Regions from separate parts of the Homo sapiens genome. Here region 2 is linked to region 1. The links are chromatin loops, found by intact Hi-C in ENCODE. Cell type or tissue: Caco-2. All regions are shown on one strand. Each heading gives the region's core, and the rest is flanking DNA. Links, peaks and the distances in the headings are about the cores only. Region 1 overlaps LYPD6B (LY6/PLAUR domain containing 6B). Region 2 has its middle 110 kb from the start of MIR9899.

Region 1 (7,140 bases), core at 1,707-5,706:
ACTTGCGTCTCCAGGATGGTCATATCTCACTCTCCATTTAGCTATGGAGTGGGGGAGAGACTGCCAATCTAAGGCTTAAGGGAAGTCACTCTGGCTGTCTAGCATCTTATCTCCCTTAAATCCCATCCTTGTCTCTTGACTCTACAACTGGCCTCCTTCTGACACCCTCATCGTCTTATGTGGGCTCAGGTTGGCATCAATGTCTGTTGCATTGCTACCGAGAGTGTTTGCTACAACTTTGCACTCATGAGAATTTGCATGTTCACCCTAATATGGACTCCAGCTAGAATCTGAGCTGGAAAATGGGCAATCTGGACATGCATGGTCCCACCAGAGAGGAGAGATCACAGGATGGGGACTAGGGAGACCCAAGCTGCAGACTGCCCCGCCCCTTCCATCATTGCTCACCTTCCCACACCAAAAACTTCTCAGGACAGCTTTCTTGCTTGTCAACCACGACATCCTAGGGTTATTTTCCCCATACCAGTGGAAACCCTGTTACCTTCATAATCTTTTCCTTCAACTAATCTTGAAGAGTTTATAATCCTCTTCTGCATTAAGTGTTTTTTTTTTTTCTCTTGTGGATGCTCACTTTCCTCGTTTCTTATTCAAACCAGCTGGGACAGTTTATCCCCTAGCATAGAAATGAAAACCTGACAGGCAGGTCTCTGCAGTCGAGATTGGGCTGGTTCTCTCTCCAAACAGTATTTTACTGTTGGCTGCTGCAGTTGAATAGCTCAGCCTGCCATTATGACAGAATGGCCCAGGACAGACTACAGGCAGGAAGCGTCTTTTGTTTCAGGGGGCTTTGGAGCTGTTTTTTCCCTGCCATAAACTTAATTGCTTTCTGTGATATATCTGGCAAACCTACCACTGTCCTTTTTGCTGCCTCCTGCTTGGTCAATCAGGACTACCAAAGCCTGCAGCTTTGCTTTTTAGGAGGTTTGGTTGATTAACATGAGTTTGCCTTTGGCTTTTGCTAACATTGCCTTTTTTGGGGCACTAGTGGTGCCCAGGAGAAGGATGTGAGTGTGGTACGTGTGTGGGGAGGTATAGATGAGAGACAGCTGGGTCTTCTGGGACAGTGGGGGAGCAGGCTCAGAAAATTGTGGTTCACCACAGGGTCCTCACGTGCATGAGTAAGTCATCCTCCTTCCTGAAAGGGAGGTTTTATTCACCTTATCACCATAGAGGATGTTTCAGATGTGGCAATTCCTTTAAGTCACTGCAATTTTGACTCACCCTAGGATTTCTGGGTTTAATTGCTCCCCTTTCTTGTTGGTTTTATGACCAGTGTTGCAGGAAAGACAATACTTGAAAGTCTGTGGAAGCCCCTTCTTTTTATATTTTTCTTTGCAGTGACGATGATTGCTTAACAATAATAAACATAGAGGTTTTTTTATGTTTTTTGTTTTTGTTTTTGTTTTTTTAAAAAGACCTTTGGGCCAGGTGTGGTGGCTCATGCCTGTAAACTTTGGAAGGCCTTGGCAAGTGGATCACTTGAGGTCAGGAGTTCAAGACCAGCATGGCAAACATGTCAAAACCCAATCTCTACAAGAAATACAAAAATTAGCCAGACGCAGGGGCATTTGCCTGTAGTCTCAGCTACTCAGGAGGCTGAGGCAGGAGAGTTGCTAGAACGGGGGAGGCGGAGTTTGCAGTGAGCCAAGAGATTGCACCACTGCACTGTAGCCTGGGCAACAGAGTGAGGCTCTGTCTCAAAAAAAAAAAAAAAAAAAAAAAAGAACCTTGCTCTAGGCTGGTTCCTGGTGAGGAAGAGGAGCTGGGGATGGTGCTTTCAATGGTTAAAGGCATATTTACACATTTGCACATGTGCCCGTCAGGTTCCAGTCCACAGTAGCAGCCACTTTAGCAACGTTCTCATAATCCTCAGTGGCACCTTCTTTAAAGCTTGTTATCAACAATCCAACCAAAGCATCACATTCCAAATTTAACTTTAACCTGCCCTTGAAATTTCATCCTTAGAAAGTCTTTCTAGAATGGAGATGAAAACCTCTTCTGTGTCTAAATACGACAAGCCCATGCCTGATTTGCCTGTTCTCACCATGGTCATTTCCATATTTAAGCTGTGAATATTGAGTTCTGTCTGCTATCAGCTGTGGCTCCCCATGCCTGTTCTCTGAATGTAGGTCTTGCTAGAACAAAAAGGGTAAAGGTTGTTATTCCTGGATGGCAGATCTATGTAACCACCAGTGTGGTGCCACCAGATAGACAATGAATGAATGTGTTTGGACAATAATATAACCTGCAGCACACACTCTGATCATAGGGGCCTAGCTTCTCTTTTGCATTAAGCCTCAGGTATTCTTTGATCAAGTGTGTGGTCAAGTCTTTGTAAGTTTACTTTGGGGCCTTAGCAGTATACCCAAACAGATTGTTGCCAAAATCACACATGGTATGAGCCTATTTAGGTATTATCTAACAGAACTCTAATGGGCAACAATTATGTAGACAGTTACTTGTCATCTATTAAATCAGTGTATTTTCTATAGGTTTTTAAATAGTGCTTCATTTGTAATTAAACTGTATTTTAACATATCCCCTCAAAAAGGGTAAATTTGAGTAATGCACTATGGAAATGGTAAGGAGATTCAGATTAATTAGGAAATGATTAATTCAGATTAATTAGGAAATACCCTAATTCATGCATGGACCCGCTCTTGGGGGTCTAGGTGAGAGACCTAGCTGTCTCTCACCTGTCCATCTTCAACACACACATCACACTCATGTCCTTCTCTTGGACATGTCTCTTCCCCAAAACAGGCAATGTTAGCAAAAGCCAAAGGCAAACTCATGTTAATTAACTAAACCTACTAAAAAGCAAAGCTGGCAGGCATTTGTAGTCCTGATTGACTAAACAGGAGGAAGTGTTACTCTGGTAGTCTGATTGGAGCATGACTTTGAAGGGGATAAGGTTCTCAATTGTCAAGTCTTTAAACTGGACTGCCATTTTAGAGGCTTTTACTGTTCCTTGTCAACATATGTGTTTGGCTTGTTTCAAAAAGACACTGCATTAGTTGTATACAAGGGATTCCTAAAATAACCAAGGGAGTGACCTAAGAGAGACAACCAGCTAGTGTTCCCATAGGATTTTTCTCCTGAAACTGAAGTTACAAATCTCTTCTCTTCCATTTTTCACCTATCAGTCGATCCCTGTTATCACCAGAGGCCAGATGGATAGTTCTGGGGATTGTCTTCCTTGAGTTGTGAGCTGAAATGCAGACTTTAAATACAGGGTTTTAAGATGTTAGGGAGGAAAGCGACATTGATTTATTTGTTCTGTTCCCTGCCAGCCTGAGAAACCTGTCCCGCCAGGTAATGAACAACTGTTCTTATCCTAACTAGCAACTTCAAGAGAACGATTACTCATCCCATCATTACCACTCCCCCTGAGTCATCCAGGCTGGTACATTTTGGTTTCCACTGAATAAAAATCTCCAGGCAATGGGAGTCTAGGGCCAAGGTTTCTGTTTAGTAATATGAATTATATAAATGTGCCTTGGACATGGAAGCTGTGGATCCTTCTGGAAAGATATTTCATAGGCCCAGGTCTTCAGCCATGTCTCTATTTGAAAAATTGTATTGGTCAGTATTGCCAAAAGTGGCCATCTTAATGGTCAGTACAGAATGATACAGCTAATCTGGTTGATCACAAGGGCAAAGATACAGCTATGAAAATGGATAGTTATTTGCCTGTACCTCTTGCTTGTAATTTCATAGTCATGTTGCATGTTAACCACTCAGTATTCATGGGGGATTTTAGTAAACCTTTTTTCAGGCCTTGTTCTTGTGACAGTGCTGAGAGGGCTTTCACACTTGACATATGCCATCATAGATGAGGACTATTGAAAGGCAGCTGGAGTCATTTCCATTTTACAAATACCATCTGTCTTCTATCACGTCACTGTTCTCTGTGCTATATTCTGTTCTCTGTGCTATGTCCTGTTGTGCCTGATTTGGGAGACAAATGTGAGACTGGATTGTCCTGGATTAAATTTGGATGTATGGGTAGTTATAGAAATCAATATTGATAGGCATGTGTGTTCAGTTCATTTCAAGGTTTAGTTTATTTCAAAAGTCTTAATATTTATATTTATTACAGATCTAGAGACACATAGCTTTGAGTAGGAGCTGTATTTTGAAACATTATGGTTTATGGGAAAACCTGGCATGTAGAAAATCAAAAGAAAGTACTCAAGGCAGAATGCTGAATGTAAGTTTGTGGGTTAATAGAAAATCCTACCTTTTTTCTACAAATTCCCAACTAATCCTTCCTAGGTTTAAATAAAACCAACAGTCACTATTCTAACAGCTATTCTGTCACCTTTCTTTGTCTTCAGGCACTTGAAATACATCATTAAACAACACAGAATTAATCCCAGGCCCTTTAGACTTTATACAGAGCTTCTTGGGGCAGGAACTTTATCTTCTTCATCTTGAATCCTGAGAACTAAGAAAAATAAATGTTTTATAAGCAGGCATGTATGAAATAATTAGTAGCTGTGAAAATAAAACAAGTGGTGATCCTGAAGCCCTGGCAGTTTGACAGCATGTCCTGTCGGGTCAGTGTGAGATAGGACCTGGTTGCAGGTGGGAGCAGCCACTCTGGGACTCTCAGATAAGGCCTGAATGGAAAGGCAATAATGTGTGCCCGGGAGCAGATTGACTTTACCATTGCCTGCGATTCCTGTGTGAAATAGGAAGGCTCAACCCAGGCAAATGCTAAGGAAGCAACACCAAGTCTTTTATTACTGTCCACAACATTTATAGCCAAGTCCTATTCCATGCCCTTCTCCTTGAGGCATTCTGACAGTCATTTTAATGATTTATTTTCTTTTTCATTATCAAAAAACAAATAACATATTTTATTACCTTTTGTGTAGACTTGATGTCTTTCTCTTCATTTCATCAGTATCTGGGTCTGCAAAATTCCCCTTCCCTTTCAATTTTTATAACTCAAGGATAGGAATTCTGTTTTTCTCATTCCTTACGTGAGAGCTCTTTTTTGAAGTCTGATTTTTTTTTTTTGATCCTATATCCCCAGCCTATTTTCTTGTTGTTACTTTATATCTGTGAGTGGGATAGGTGGAGAGGAAAGGAGTATATGGAAAGGGGGACTCAAGAAAGGCCACATCTTTACAATAACATATGGATGGCAGGGAAAGGTTTTGAATAAGAAAAACATTTTTTCAATGCTCTTCTCCACTATTTAAAGATGTAAGAACATTGGCGCTATGCTGCTGAAGATGTTCTGTTGGTTTAGGGAGAAAACACTCTACTACTGAAATTTGCTCTGTGATTTCTTTCCTAGGATCTACAATAAAAACCAATGATCTATGTGAGAGCCCATGGCATTGTGATTCCCCTCCATCCTGAATTGCATGTCTTCAATTCAAGCACCCTGCTTTGTGGCTCCCAGGCCCCTGGTTTCTACCCTCTGCCCTTTTGGCTCATTTCCTCCTCATTTTCCGTATGCCTCTGTATTAGTTTGTTATCATGCTGCTACTAAAGATATACTGAGACTGGGTAATTTACAAAGGAAAGAGGTTTAATTGACTCACAGTTCAGCATGGCTGGGGAGGCCTCAGGAAACTTACAATCATGGCAGAAGGGGAAGCAAACATGTCCTTCTTCACATGGCGGCAGGAAGAAGAAGAATGAGCAAAAGGGGGAGAAGCCCCTTATAAACTTATTAGACCGTATGAGAATTCACTCACTATCACAAGAATAGCAGCATGGGGATAGCCACCCCCGTGATTCAATTACCTTCTACTGGGTCTCTCCCATGTCATGTGAGGATTATGGAAACTACAATGAGATTTGGGTGGGGACACAGCCAAACCATATCACCCTCCTTACATTAAGGTATCAGCAGCAGGATCTCCTCCTTCAGACCAGTCATCATGGGCTTCAAAACCTACCCGACCACATGCGTGGATTTGTAAGGGCAAAGCTCTTCTTGGAGAGGTGATTTCAGGTCAGAGTTGATGCAGGATGAGATTATGCCTTGTTCAGTGGTACAACCAGGACATCTGTTCTGTGGACCTCCTAATCAGAACTGGATGTACTATTCCAATGGTGATCACACTCATCATGATGGTCTGGGATGCCCAGATAGTTAGTAAAACATTATTTCTGGGTGTGTCTGTGAGGATGTTTCTAGAAGAGATGAGCTAAACTTTAATTGGTAGATGGCCCTCTTCTATGTAGGTGGGTACTGTCCAATCCATTAAGGGCCTGAACAGAACGAAAAGGCAGAGGAGGATTGAATTAGCTCTCTCTGCCTGACTGCTTGAGCTGAGACATGGATGTTCTGCCTTCAGTGCTCCTGGTTCTCAGGCCTTCAGACTCTGACTGGAATCAACACCATTAGCTCCCAGCTCTCCAGGTCTTCAAACTATACCACCAGCTTGCAGATGGGGCTTTTTGGCCTTTCTAATATCATAAGCCAATACCTTTTAATAAGCATATATATATATATATATGCGCTTATATATATGTGTGTGTACATATATGTATATATATTCACATATTTATATATATGTTCTATGGGTTGAATTTCTCTGGAAAAACCTGACTAATACAATCGTGAAGAAGAATTTTGTTTGATTCAGGATGAGGTTCAGTTGTGCATTAGTTTCTTTAAGCAGCAGCACTATTACTGTGTTTTTTTTTTTAAAAAAAGACATGGTGTTTGTAATTACTTATAATTCATATAGACGAATTGCTAACTAGCAAGGTCTTGGTTATTCTTTGCCCGTTCTGTTGATTATTTGAACCATAAGTTTATATTTAACATCTTGTTGATTTCAGCTTGATGCTTTAGTCTGTCAGGCCTTTTTTTTTTTTTTTTTTTTGCATCTTGATTCTGCTATGAAACATAGTAGCTGCCATTCCTGGCTTTGTGCCATCAGTAAGTTTGATAAAATGTCTTCTTATCTTCATTCAAGTAATTCATTCATTCAAGTAATTGATAAAAATGTTAACTACAATAAATGACAGAGTTCCGCAGGATACTATTAGCACATTTAGGGTTGAGACTCATCTATTAAAAAAATTATTTGGCAGCTTATAATTTGCTATCATTTCCCTAAGGATAGAATATTCTATTTATTGCTT
Region 2 (7,140 bases), core at 1,695-5,694, 52 kb after region 1:
AGGAAGAAAATGAAGGTGGGTTGGTTTCTCTTTCTCACTGGAAAGGAACTTATGAAGCCATGCAAAGCATGAAATGAACAATGAGGACACGCATGGACATGGGAGATGAGGTGTGGCATGAAATCGGGAAACTATGTTTTACATTCGTGAAATCATCCCTAGGTGAAACTTGTGATATGTAGCTCACCAGTTACAAAGTTTGCTATGACCTTTGGATCTTGGACATTTTATTCTATTTTATTTTATTGCATCATTATGTGTTGTCAACTATAGGATTTGTAGAGGGTTACATGGTGATACTGATTGTGTCTGGGTGCAGATCATGCCAGAAGACAAAGGCTAACAAATGGGCAAAGGTGAAAGTCCAAGAAACTGAAAAACAGTTGTGATTTGAGTCCACCTTTAGTCACAGTTTCTCTACTGTGTATCTGAAACAGTGCAGCATCTTTCTGTTACTCTTCCCACTCCCCTCTCATCTTCACAATTCTGTCTCCTGCCCAGCCCCCCTCACTCCTTGCCTTGGCTTCTATTTCATCAGATGCTGAGACTGGAAGCTGAGCTGTCTTTAGGGTGATCCAGAGTTGAGATCATTCTGGTTGGGGCTGTGAAAAATAGGGCTTCTGCAGCTCAATGCCGGAAGTACTATTTAGCAGGTCTGAGAATCTTCATTTTTAACAAGCATCTGATTCTGATATTGATGATTCTCACCCTGGTAGTCTTAGGGCATCATTTTTTAGAAAAAAATAACCCAGGCCCTCAACATAAGGCTGCAGAGCTCTGTGTTGAGAGCTCACAGTCTCCTAAGCCACCACACAAGGACTTTTTTAGTTCAGGAAAATTGGTTCCAGCTAAGGGTCTGGGAGCACGTGGAGGACATTGTGGATTGGCAGAGCTGCCACGTTGAGAATGGCCCTGAATTGCCTAGGACAAATGGGAGCTCCAGGAAGGGATTCTGGGTCCCCTTCCAGGCAAGCAGGATGTCAAGGGCTCTGAGCACTGACTTGAATCCCTGGGCATCATAGCTGAGTGCGGCAGTAAGAAGCCATGCAAAGCAATGGGCAAGGTGAGCCCATCCACAGGGCCTAAGTGCAGACTCAAAATCAGTTCCAATGCAAATATTTTCCAAAAGAGGACAGGCAACACAGGGCAAGCAAGTCTTGAAGATAAACTCTGATTAGATTTGTGAGGATCCTCAGTCAGGGAGGGCATCTCTTTTAGAGGGCTGTAGCCATCAGATAACTTCAACTACAAATAACAGAGTCCCAAATTGGCATAAATGAATTTCTTGGCTTACATTACTGGAGGTTCAGAGAGAGAGGGCTTCAAGGTGGACTTAGTCCAGTGGTTCCAGCCCCATCCTGTGCTGTTCTATTGGTTCTCCCTTGCCTCATATCCTTTGGTAACTAGATGGCTATAGCAGGGCCATACTGCCTACCCAGTGTCCAGGGAAACAGGCAGGGGGATGCTTCTGGAAGCTCTCCAAGAAAAGGTCTAAAGGCCTTTACCCAGCTTTCCAGCAAATCACAAGCCAGAAAGCTGTGGTCACCCTTGGCTTACTTCAGCCAAAGGAAGCTCAGTGTCCCTGAGGCATGTGTGGTGCACGGTGGAGGCTAGATATCTGAACAAAGCAGGCACGAGAAAGGAGGCAGAAAGAAATGCATCTAGATAAGCAGCCAGAACTGTCTGCTACAGATTCCCACAATGTGAGGCTGTGTGGAGGCCATTGTTAAGATGGCTGAGGCAATGCTATCATGTCAGAGATAAGAGAGGGGGCCTTTGTCTTTGAGAGCTGCATGGACTTGCCTGAAGCACACAGCTAGCAAGAAGCAGACACAGACAGAGAAGCTCCCGTGACTACTGTAATTCCCATTGTGCTCTCTTGTGATTAATGTACATTGTAAATCTGCAAGAGCATGCAGCACTTCCCAAACTATTCCATGAGAGGAACATTGCTTCACCAAACATCTGGTTTCCACAGAATACACTTTTGTGTACACAACCTTACAAATGTAGAGAGGTATGAGGGGAAACCTGCAAAACATGGGGGTGGGTAAGACATTGACTCCTAAAACACATGGTATATCCTAGGTACTTAATAAATGCATGCTGAATGAATAAACCTTAAACATTCAGAAACACTCACTTCTCCAAGATCATAGGCTCCTACCTGTACAGACCTGTTGCCATCATCCTCAGGTGAGCAGAAGCAGAAAATGTAAAAACTGCCTTAAAAAGGGGAAGCTTCAAATACTTTTTCTTTGGTTTTGTCCTTATGTTTGTTCACTGTTCAGTGTCTAGAATGGATATTAATCCAACTCATGCCCACCACTCCGTAGGGCTCAACTGTAAGTCAATCAAGAAGTCAATGGTTCCTGAAGATGGTATGTTCTTGTTTCTTCTCTTTGAGTATGTCTTCTGAAGAATTCTCTGAAGTTGTCAGTCATTTGTTATTTCTGTATATTACTAGATTTACTATGCAATCAATCTTGAGTCAGAGATGAGTCCTGAATATTAAGATTTATCCTCATTGTAACTAATAAATTTAAACCAAAATTAATTCATTCATGGACTGAGAGAATGCCTTTTTGTCAGAGATCTGGACAGATCCTCAAGGAAAGTCCTTTTATATCTTATCCAACAAAGGAAATGAATATATAATTAAGTGGAAATGTAAAATAAGGAATAATGCAGTATTTTAACTAACATAGGTAAACTCACTGATATGATTTGGTTTGGCTCTGTGTCCCCACCCAAATCTCGTCTCGAATTGTAATCCCCACTTGTGGGGGGAGGGACCTGTAATCCCCAGGTGTCGAGGGAGGGAGGTGACTGGATTGTGAGGGTGGTTTTCGCTGTTCTCATGATACCGAGTGAGTTCTCACGAGATCTGATAGCTTTAAAAGCGGCAGTTTCCCCTGCTCTTTGCTCTCCTGCTGTCTTGAGAAGAAGATGCCTGCTTCCCCTTCCACCACGATTGTAAGTTTTCTGAGGCCTCCCCAGGCATGCCAAACTGTGAGCCAGCTAAACTTCTTTCCTTTATAAATTACCCAGTCTCGGATATTTCTTTTTAGCAGTGTGAAAACAGACGAGTACACCCGCATTTGTTTTGGTGGTAGTTTTTCTTACAATTAATCCTAAATTGAATGTCAAACATTGATTTTGGAGGATGTTTTTTTCAGCAGTATTTAGGATCTGGCACTTTTCTACTTTCCTGGCTTTAAGAATTCAGGAATTGAAGAAAGACAAGGGAAAGATTTTTTATTATAATTGTAATAATGTCTCATTTTTAAGTGTGTAAGGGCAAGGAACTATTATTTGACTGATAGAATAGATTAGTGGAATAATTCGACATGACTTCCGTATTTTTCTTTTTAATGTAAAGTTTCAAAATGAAAAGTGAGTTTAACTAAGTGGAAAGATAATCCATGATTAAATAAGATAATGAAGCAGATATTGCAAACAAATGAACATGGTTAAAAACTTAAAGCTCATGATTAGAGAGAAAACAGTCAAATAGTTTAAGGCAAAACTTTGACGGATTATTGAAGGAAAAAAAAAGCAAAAATGCTAGATTTTATCTACTTTTTGAGTGAGGCAAGGGATAAGGCTAATCTTCCCGGTTTCATTATCAGCTGCTCTGGAAATGCAATTACCTGAAGTGGTTTGATGTCCCTTGTCAGATGTGGGTAAGTGTTTGTGCTAACGATGCAAGGACAGCACTGTGGTATGTGGGATGCAGTTCCCAGGGCGCACGTGCAGAATCCTAATAAGCATTTAATTCTTTTACTCAGCGAAGCCCGCAGTGCCTTGAGGGGAAGTGTAATCGGAGATTTGCACAGATGAGAAAGAAAACCACACGGACGGAGGGGCTTGGCAATGCCTGCTCTCTTGAGATCTCTGCTAGGGTTCAGCAGTGCCTTAAATCTAGGGGTCAAGCCTGGCCCAGTAGTTTACCCTTAGGGAGCAAGCTTTGGCTCTTGCAGCTCTGTTCTGAGAGTTTATAAGTAGCTAGGGTTTGAATGACTGATGCCCTAACGTGCTAGATGCTTGGTTCAGAGTAGGTGTTTGGGATCAAGTAGTTGAATGAGAGTAGCTTACTACTTGTGTTTTTCTTGAATGGAGGAAGGGTGGATGGTGTTGTGTAGGTCAATAGGTGTGAAGGTGAGTAATTTATAAGATGTGAATAGGAAATGGTTTTGCAATCTCATGTATTATCCCATTTGAGAGGCAGGTTCTTCCCGCTCCCAGTTTTGCCCCATGTAACTGAAGTTCTGCCTTTTTATGATACATTTCTAAGACTCTGTAATTTTAGCCAACTTTTGACATATTCATCCTTTGTAGTTAGCAGTTAGAAACCAAACTCTGTGGAATCCTTAATAAAGATGAACAGGCAGAAGAACAGGAAGAACAGAGAAAGAAGCCTAGAGTCTAACAGTCATCAAATCCTGTAACTCAGTCCTTGAAGAAGTGAACATGGCTTGGGCATATGATGAGATATGACTATAAACAAAAAACTGGGCACAGAGGGTCTTTAGCTCCCTCTTCCTACCACCTCCCACCATGCCCAGCACTGGTTTCTGTACTAAGCCAACAGGCAAACCATGGCTTTGCCCCAAAATAAATATCTGTTTGAATTGAATCCATGAAATATTTTTTCACAAAGTACTTAACTCATCAGCATTTGATTTCCCATTTGTACTTATTATTTATTCTCCATCTCCCTCCTAGGCATTGCAGGAGGATCAAGTAATGACTATTTTAAGTATCTGGTAGTCAGCAAGTGCTGCAAAACAACTACAAACTTAAATTATTTCCATTTCATTTTAAATTGGTTATATTTTATTCACTACCTTTTATATATTCTGTGGTTTTGATGTCACTAAGATGCCCCTTCCACACTCCATTAAATTGACTTCATTTTCTTGACAATGAGATTTCCATTTAGTTTTCATCAACTGCTTAGATTTCCTCATCTTCAAATGCCTCATTTTCAAAAGCAATAGGAAGTCTATGCTTCATACTATATAATGTGCAAGGCTTCCATTTAATGAATTGTTTGGCTAATTTTTTTAGGCAAATAAGCACATTAATTTGTACAAGCTATTAATACCAATTATTAATGCTTTTCATTTTGTTGGTTTCAGCAATCTCTGCATGACACATACTGCAACAAAATGGAAATTGATTTCACCAAGTTTGGCAACTCTGCAGTGTCTTGTAACCTTTGCAACGATGCTTATTTGAAAGGCTGGGTTTAATTATCCTTCTTTTGCCTGCTTCTCAAGATGTTGATGGGTAACAGTTCTATTGCACTTGACAGTTAAAAGTAAATTCATCTGGAGTGTTCCTACACTGTCCTTGATGCTTGTTATATAAGGAGACTTTAATATGCCCACCAGAAAAGCATTAGCCCAGCTTATCTGAGTCTTAGTTTTTATATGTGGGGAAAAAAGAAAGCGAGTCTCTCAGCTACAAGGCAATGTAGAAACCAGGCCTCCTGGGCAGAACAGAATGTGGTTTAGCCAGTTCTCTCTGAGACTAGAACTAAAGGCCCACTGGGATTCAAGACCCTTATAAAGCAGAAGAGCTTGGATCTTCTCTCTACTGCAGTATCTTTAATGTGACTTTCCAATTATACTTCCTTTTGGTGTCTTCTCATTTTATCCCTCCTCCCAGGAACTGGCTCCCTGACCCTCTTTCTGTGATGTAGCTTCTGCTTATTCAGATGTTCAAATCCCTCATGACTCTGGCTTTTTTGGCACTTGTCACTTTTTTGTCTTACACTCTTTCTGCATTTGTTCCTACTGCATAATTTGATTTGCTCTGCACTTTCTTGTTTTGGAAGTCATTTCCACTCTAGGCTCCCACAGAGGACCCTGTCCAGCCTAGAAGCTGGCTGCCTCTGCTCCAGGAAACTGTGGTCCAATAGCAGGGATAATAGCATGGCTTACAGTCGAGGGGGTATGGGTCCCTGGTGTTGCCTACAGCAGCTAGGTGGGCAATTTCCTTTAAAAGTGGCTGTGGGCAGGTTAGGTATTGTGATTGGCCAGCACCCCAAATAATATGTGGGGACACACCCTTGAGGGACTTTTTAAAGCTAAATGTGGCAATGTGGAAACACCTTTCTCTCTTGATCTCTCTTTTCATTTCCATACTCAAACCTTTCCTATCTTCAAATTTATTCTATCAGCATTTGAATTTCAAGTAATAAGACCGTGACTTGCCAGCTATCAGATTTTCAGTGACTTGAAACTTTGAAGATAAGTACTGGTGGGGAATGCTCTTTGTTCCATTGCTCTGGCCTGTGGCCCTATCTTTATACAAGGGTAAAATCAACACCTAGTCATGAAATGGAGCAAGAGGCTGCAAGTCCGGGGTTACCCTGCCTGGGATAGAGAATTAGAACATGTGAGATTATTTATATGTACAGTGACTAATTAACTCTTGAGGCAGTGCAGTCCGTCTTGGATGCATTCGAGTCGTAACTCACTGCATATTTGCTGGGGTTTCTGTTATGCTGATGTAATATTAATTGGTTTTTCCAAGCCTTCATTGAACCAGCAGACAGATGTGGTTCCAGTTTTGGAGACTTATGATCTAAATATCCTAATGCAGCATTTCTAATTTCCTGCTGATCTTGCTGGAAGATCTGTCTAATGAAAAACTGGCTAGATTGCTTAAATTTGCTTTAAGAAAGAATATGAAAGTAAGGAATAAACAAGATAGCTTTTATGTGGTCAATATTCAATTAGATCTTTTGGTCTTTATCCTGAATTTTTTGATGGTAAGGTTGTATTTCTTTAATATTCAAGTAGAATTTATGTATCCTAGGGGCAAATTTCTGAGAAACATTTGAGACTGCAAGATAACCACATTTTAAAAAAAATCAAGCCACAGGGGTAAAGGTATTTAGTAAAATGATAGAAATAATAAAAGCCAAAACCTGATTAAAAATGCAAGTATGCTTTAGTGGAGCTTCAGGACAAGGTCCTGAGGAACAGCCTGGATTCTCAAAGCCAAGTTTGCACTGGAAATGCTCTCATCACCATTTCTTATTTCCAGAGGGCATGCTCTCTTTCTGCCCCCTACCATGATATTACAAGGTCTCCATGTCGTTAAACACTGGGCATGCCTGGCTGG

What was found. Peaks named below come from ENCODE experiments on the same cell type or tissue, not always from the same donor. Only the 100,000 strongest peaks of a DNase experiment are listed, where the experiment ranks them.
Region 2: a loop joins it to region 1, with 2.1 times the contacts of the local background. A loop is called at or near these places in 1 of 110 quality-filtered maps.

The regions. Positions count from the first base shown.
Region 1 is chr2:149,166,492-149,173,631 of GRCh38, forward strand. All of the region lies in intron 3 of LYPD6B (LY6/PLAUR domain containing 6B), which reads left to right. Among named protein-coding and RNA genes, the nearest start is that of LYPD6B, 130 kb to the left of the region's middle. In Caco-2, for the core only: no CTCF peak of the experiment used is centred there; a DNase peak (open chromatin) is centred at 3,330.
Region 2 is chr2:149,218,344-149,225,483 of GRCh38, forward strand. No RefSeq gene overlaps it. Among named protein-coding and RNA genes, the nearest start is that of MIR9899, 110 kb to the right of the region's middle. RefSeq lists an enhancer at 5,337-5,838. In Caco-2, for the core only: no CTCF peak of the experiment used is centred there; DNase peaks (open chromatin) are centred at 1,698 and 3,738.